2 separate regions of the Homo sapiens genome follow, and region 2 is linked to region 1. Evidence: chromatin contacts called from ENCODE POLR2A ChIA-PET data. All regions are on one chromosome and are shown on one strand. The core of a region is the stretch at or near the end of the contact, and the rest is flanking DNA. Distances in the headings are between cores, read along the strand shown. Region 1 has its middle 85 kb from the start of LINC03002. Region 2 overlaps LOC101928277 (a long non-coding RNA gene).

Evidence for each region. ChIA-PET counts read pairs that join two places held with the same protein, here RNA polymerase II (POLR2A).
Region 2: POLR2A ChIA-PET joins it to region 1 with 16 read pairs in naive thymus-derived CD4-positive, alpha-beta T cell. The contact joins two enhancer-like sites. POLR2A ChIA-PET finds 5 or more read pairs at or near these places in 2 of 52 experiments (activated CD4-positive, alpha-beta T cell and naive thymus-derived CD4-positive, alpha-beta T cell).

The regions. Positions count from the first base shown.
Region 1 is chr6:134,622,933-134,626,445 of GRCh38, reverse strand. No RefSeq gene overlaps it. Among named protein-coding and RNA genes, the nearest start is that of LINC03002, 85 kb to the right of the region's middle. Within about 2 kb of position 1,510, at least 2 of the 41 ENCODE cell types and tissues checked have a DNase peak (open chromatin) inside an H3K27ac peak, as active enhancers do.
Region 2 is chr6:134,717,313-134,720,828 of GRCh38, reverse strand. The region is part of intron 3 of LOC101928277 (a long non-coding RNA gene); the gene reads left to right. Among named protein-coding and RNA genes, the nearest start is that of LINC03002, 180 kb to the right of the region's middle. Within about 2 kb of position 1,973, at least 3 of the 41 ENCODE cell types and tissues checked have a DNase peak (open chromatin) inside an H3K27ac peak, as active enhancers do.

The sequences.
Region 1 (3,513 bases), core at 261-2,760:
CCTGCAGAGGGACAGACAGGAGAGAACATGAAAAAAAAAAAATAATCTCCGGGTGGAAAATTAATTCAGACTTCATGAAAGGTTCACATTGTTGGAAGTGATGACTCTTGCTTGCTGTTCTCTTTTGAGTCCATGCCTAGGATTTTAAGTGATTCTTGACTTTGGCTTCTGGCACACACACAGCAAAGCAGCAAATGCTCTTTACCCCCAGGATGGATCTTTCCCACACGTTGTGCTGCCATATGTGGGCACACCCACCTGAAGCTCTGGTGGTTTTCCCTGGAAAAACACAGAGGGTTTCAAACTTCTGTGGCCTTACTTGGCCCATCCCCTGGGTAGGGCTGTGAGCTTCTCAAGACAAAATAACTTCTATCTTTAGGAAGCTCATCTAAAAGAGGCAAAGCTGCTTTATTTATAGGCTGATCATTAGGGCCATAATTGGATCAGGACTGTCTGCCAGTCACCCTCAGATATTTGCAGCATGTTTTTCTCCAAGTGTGCCTCTTTTCATTATCCAGATCAGAGGCATAATAAGAGAAGGAAGTTAAGTTGTGGAGTTAAGTTTTTAATTTCCCTACAGTTTCTCGGTTTTCTGCACATTATACCTAGAGGTGACTTGCCATAGGTGTATTTTAGCACTGGGTAGGACACACAGTGTTTGCAAAAACAAAAAGAAAGAAAAGAACAGCATTTTGTGCTGGAAATAAGGTACAATCATTCTTTCCTATCTTGCTATTGCTTCTGAGTATATTCAGGTAAATTTAAGGAATCTCAGGATTATCTGTTGTGGTTGTTTTATTTCATTCTGTTTTAATTTGGGGTTTCTTCATTTCAGTTTGTGGTTATTTTTGTTTATTGTTTATTTCATATGTATGTTTTTACTTGGAGGAACCACTGTGGACCCGGATACTTTAGAATAAGTGGTGTGTGTTGGAAGAAAGTAAAACTGAGAAACGATGACCTAGGTTCTGTCCTAGCCCCAGCTGTCAAGCAGCATGATCTCGGGCGAGTCACGTAACTTTTCCATTTATAAAAGGTTTGGCGCCATATCAGCGATTCCCCTGCATGGCTGCCCATCACAATCACCTAAGGAGTGTTTTAGAATAGAGTGTCTGCCACAAAGGAGCATGGGGGAACATTTCCAGATGATGAAACTGTTCTGCATCTTGTTATAGTGGTGGTTACATGACTTGTACGTGATGTCAAAATCTGACAACTGTACACTAAAGAGAGTGAACTTTACTGTAGGCATATTATCTTAATTTTAAATTAAAAAAATTTAAATCTCTTGAATATTGATATAGTGAAAAAATTGCCCAGGCCACCCCAAACCAACTGCCTACTGAACGCTATCTGTCCTTTCGACCATCTCCATAGTTGTGAACGTAATAGAAACTGACTCAGACATTCTAAGTTGCCACGATCCTAGGTTCAGCTGCTGTTTGTCTGTTGTGGCCATGAAGTCAAGAGTAACCGAGGTGCAGGACAGCACTGTGGGCACCTGCGGTTAGAGCATGTCTGGACAGGCTACTTAAATCACAGGGAAATTGGAGGGGGAAATGTGGCTGAGCTCTGGGTTAAATACTCAAGTGAAGCATCCATTATGGTCAGTGAGCAGAAAGTGTAGGCACAGCCAAGTACTGATCACATATAAGAAACCAGTGTATAGAAAGAAGATGTTGTGGCTGGGTGTGGTGGTTCATGCCTGTAATGCCAGCACTTTGGGAGGCCCAGGCAGGCAGATCACGAGGTCAGGAGTTCGAGATCAGCCTGGCCAAGATGATGAAACCCTGTCTCTACTAAAAATACAAAAATTAACCGGGTATGGTGGCGTGTGCCTGTAGTTCCAGCTACTTAGGAGGCTGAGGCAGAAGAATCGCTTGAACCAGGGAGGTAGAGGTGGCAGTGAGCCGAGATCTTGCCACTGCACTCCAGCCTGGGTGACAGAGTGAAACTCGGTCAAAAAGAAGAAAGATAGCAAGGAAGAAAAAGAGAGAGAGAGAAAAAGAAAGAGAAAGAAAAGGAAGGAAAGAAAGGGAGGGAGGAAGGAAGGAAGGAAGGAAGAAAGAGAAAGAAGATGTTGTCTGTTAATAAAAGCTATTGATTTTGGTTTGGGGCATTAAAAAGAAAGAAACATTCTGTGGGGTGAGTTGGACACCAGTCACAAGACAGCAGGTGTCTGGCAGACACAGGCTCACTGATGTGAACTGTGTGGATTTTAAGAGAGAAGAGAACATGCTCTTAGGGCTGACAGGTATTTTGGGGCCCAGCATTAACCTCTGAGAGGATTTCCCCCTAACATTAAAAAAAAAGATATATGAGACCTTCCGAATCAAAAGTGTTTCCTGACGATATTCATGCTATACTGGACTCCTAATAGAAAATAAGGAGCTTTAAGAATAATAGCTTTAAGAAAAGCTAAACAATATTTAGCTTTGTTTTAAAGTTCATGGAAGAATGTAGTAGGTATGTTTTGGGGGTGTCACATTCAAAGCATGCTTCCTTAGGAGCATCCCTCACTAACAGACCCTTCTGATGAGAGCTTGGGTGACAATATTGCTCTAGCATAGCCACCATCCTCCCTGGCTACAGCTGATGGAACCATGGCAGGCACCAATGTGAGCTTTATTGAGAATACCATAAACCAGGACTGTTCTCTGGGGGAGCTAGAATGCAAGGTTGCCTAGGGAGTAGATTGCCTTTGTGTCCTGCAAAGCCAAAGCTATGGGCCAACTCGAATTAGAAGAAGTAACTATAAGCAGTGACAACAGCAGCAGCCACAATTGATAATGCTAGTTGCTGCAACTTCTGACATGCTTCCTGTGTGCCAAGCACTGGACTAATCCTATCAGGTGGGCAATAGCGCTATCTTCATTAGAAAATGAGGAAACCAGGTCTTAGATGCGATCACTTTCCTAAGGTCACACAGCTGGTAAGTGGCAGAGCAGCTAAGGCAATTCTCGAGCTCGTTTATGAAATATCTGCAGGCATTATTCTGTCTCCCAGGAAGCTCAGGAAGCAGAGGCAGTGAGGAGAATGGAAGGGATGTGCGAGAGAAGCAGAAATACAAGACACAATGGTGCAGAGAGAGGGGGCAGAGGAGCAGCCCCATTTCTGAGACCTTCTGAGGTTCCAGCTCCAATTTGCATGTGATTCTGCTGAGCTTGGTGGGCGGTCTTTTATCTTATGTAATCCTCTTTCTCCTTCTCTCTGTCTTTGTTTGAATTAATTTCAGTGGATTTCTGTTCCTTGAAATCAAAGACTATTAAACTAGAATGAAGAGGCATCTAAAGGGTAAGGGAGGTGGTGGTTGGGGGGACATTTCTTATAGAGAGGTAAGGGCAGAGAAAATTATCCCACTCTCTCTGGTTGTGATACTTTTTTTTCCAGCCTTCTCAGGTTTAGGAAGATGAGCACCTGCAAGTTCATTAAGGAAACATCTTATCAAGGGAAACTCCAAAAGAGGATAGTAAGCTGCTGAGTAATCTTGGAATTACTTAGCAATACACTTAG
Region 2 (3,516 bases), core at 724-3,223, 94 kb before region 1:
CAACTTATATTTAGCTCTGATGACAGGGGTTTGCTTGACCTGACCAAAATCAAAGGAGAAGTGAGCCTACTGGGGCCTAGACAGGGCAGGAAGAAGCTCAAAGAACTGGCTCTATAAGAACTACAGAAAAATCTCTGACCTTGAGGTCCCACATCTCTGACCTTGAGGTCCTCAGAGAGAAGCAGCTATAACCCTGATGATGACAGAGATGAATTAAAATAAAAATGCTTCCAAATATCTGTTGCCAGGAAGCAGATGACATGCTAAATTACTCTGCAGATTGACTACTTAATTCAGCGATTTCCTGAGTCAGGAGTTGCCAGAAGAGCCATTTTGTCCTTTCTGGCAAAAAAGCCGCTGGGATTGCTGTCTCCAGTCCTCTTTCCTCTGCTTCCTGCTGTAGGAAGGCCTGTTTCCGCAGAGAGATGCCTGATTAGACAGCACTGTTTTAGTAGGCAGAGGACTAGGTAACAAGTTAGGTCTTTCATTTGACATTGATTGTGGGCAGTGTGGAAGTCATGCACATCATAAAAATACAAGTCCTTTTAGAAAATGTAAACTAGTGAATGAAAAGCAAATTAGACAAAGCAAATGTCTGAAAAGTAATATTGCAACATTTTCATCTATTTGATTTCAAATGTTTTGAAATGCCTGGTTTATTTTTGCACAAAGAGTCCTGCTTCAGTCCCAGTGCAGTTTTTTGGAACTGAATTTTGAGTGATGAGATTAGTATTTGCCAGGCGAATATGATGCAGCTAAGCAGTCTGATGTCAGTGAGTGGTGACTTTCAGAAGGCATAGCAGTTGGCTAGGGCCAACTCAGTTGACCCTGAGCCAGAATGGGCATTTTATAGAAACTGGTGGATAAGCTGTATCTCAGCTCCTAACTACTTTGCTGTACTGCGGAGTAGTGCCTCCACCTTATCTCTAAATTGCTGAATAAGATGCATATAATCCAGCAAGGCTAAACAAATAAAAAGCTCAGAACATCCAGGCAAAAGGAAACAAGAGTAGGAGGCAAAATGGAACCACAAATGAATGGGTTCACAAAACATGGAGTGAAGATTTATTTCTTCTGGTACTTGTTTAGCATCAATGTTGTGTGACCTTGGGTTAGTGTGTGTGTGCCCTGACCACTCAGGCTGTAAGCATCTCAAGAGCAAGGCTTCTGGCATTGGCTTCTTTCAAGTTCGTGTCTTGTTCAGAGCTTTACTTGTAGCCTGTGCCGCTTATATGTTTGCTAGTATTGACTGGTGATGGTTGAGTTTCTTCTCTTCCACAGGGTTCTACCTTGGAACTCCCAATATTGCAGCATCAATAAACGTATCAGCAATTATTTCCGGAGCTGTTGTTTTGGATTACAGAGCATCTCAGGTTATTTGCATTTAAGCAAATTTGGAGTGATTTTGTTGAATAATTTCTATTTTTAGATTTTTCACTCCAACAGCTGGGTGTTGGCTAGAAAGTCACATGTTACTAAAAGTGTTTGTGTAGAAGAAAAACGTCTATTGGCCACGAGGTGTTGTAGAAGAAATTCCTTCCCTGGAGGAGAGAATGGCTAGTTGACTAGATGTTCCTTTTAAACTACTCCATCATATTTTACCCTTGGCAATGAATTTGCAATGGAAGCTCTAAAACCTATTCTTATATTTGGGATTTCTTTAATTCCAAAGAAAAGAATATAAATAAATACTTCATAGGTGGCTTTAAAGTTTCTGCTCTGCCCGGGCGCAGTGGCTCACGCCTGTAATCTCAGCACTTTGGGAGGCTGAGATGGGCGGATCACCTGAGGTCAGGAGTTCGAGACCAACCCGGCCAACATGGCGAAACCCTGTCTCTACTAAAAATACAAAAATTAGCTGGGCGTGCTGATAGGCGCCTGTAATCCCAGCTACTCGGGAGGCTGAGGCAGGAGAATTGCTTGAATCCAGGAGGAGGAAGTTGCAGAGAGCAGAGATTGCGCCACTGCACTCCAGCCTGGGTGACAGAGCGAGATTCTGTCTCAAAAAAGAAACAAACAAATAAATAAATTAATTAATTAAATAAAGTTTCTGCTGTGGACTTTTTTAGGGGATATTTTTCAGTAGGAGGATTATACAGGACTGACAGGCCACTGGCTGTATCATCAACTGATTTGGGGATTTGTTGTCAACTCTGCAAAAGAAGGTTAAAAAAAAAAAGAGAAAAAAATTGAAACTTTCTCTTTGGCTTTTTTCCTGATAGCTCTGGTGAAAAGTTTAAGAGGGAAGAAGCCATAGATACTAACTAAAATAAAGTTCTGGTAATATTTTTATCCAGGCATGCTGTGCTACTTTGTTAACATAGTTAAGAGATAATCCATTTTAGTATAAATCAATAATGAATAATTAATTCCATTGTATATCCAAATAAAGGAGGAAACATTTCTAAATAAAATGGATAGTTCGGCTTGCAAATATGACATGGATATAAATTTTATGGTATCTTAACCTGTATTTTGAATTTCTTTCTTATTTGTATCTGATATTCTCCAGAGGACTAATTTAAACTGAAGAACAGGTCTCATCTGGAAGAATAAATGGAAAAGCACCTTCTGAAAAAAGAAAGTAATGTAGGAGGAGAGGAAGAACTTTCTACATATGAAATTGTATTTTAAAGCTATTTTATTTATTTATTTATTTATTTATTTATTTATTATTATTTTGAGACAGAGTCTCGCTCTGTCGCCCAGGCTGGAGTGCAGTAGCACAATCTCAGCTCACTGCAACCTCCACCTCCCAGGTTCAATCAATTCTCCTGCCTCAGCCTCCCTAGTAGCTGGGATTACAGGCACCCACCACCACGCCCAGCTAAGTTTTGTATTTTTTTTAGTAGAGACAGGGTTTCACCATGTTGGCCAGGCTGGTAACTCCTGACCCCAGGTGATCCACTCTCCTCAGCCTCCCAAAGTGCTGGGATTACAAATGTGAGTCACCTAAATCAGTGTGGTGCTGACAGGAGTATAGACTGCTCAGTGAATCAAGATGTCCCAGAAATAGATCATAGTATAAAAGATTATATAGTATATATCAAGGTGATACCACAAATCACATTGGAAAGAGAATATCCAGTAAATGATGTCAGAAAAATTGGTTATTTATTTGAATAAAAACCTCACTAGATTTCCATTTAATACCATATACCAAAATAAATCAAGATGGGTAAAATAGTTATACACTAAAAAGAAATCATGAAGCAACTGACAGAAAAGATAGGTTCTTATTTATTTGATCTTGTTATGAAATAAGATTTGTAAGAAAAGAAACCCCAAAGGGAAGGTTGTTACATTTGACAATGTAAATTTAAGAAAATTCAGAAACTTTAGAAACTTTATATGTTTATTAAAAAATATGAATTGGGCCCCGCGCAGTGGCTCACGCCTGTAATCTCAGCACTTTGGGAGGCCGAGTCGGGCGGATCACCTGAGCTCAGGAGTTCGAGACCAGCCTGCTCAACATGGTGAAACCCGGTCTCTACTAAACATACAAAAAATTAGCCG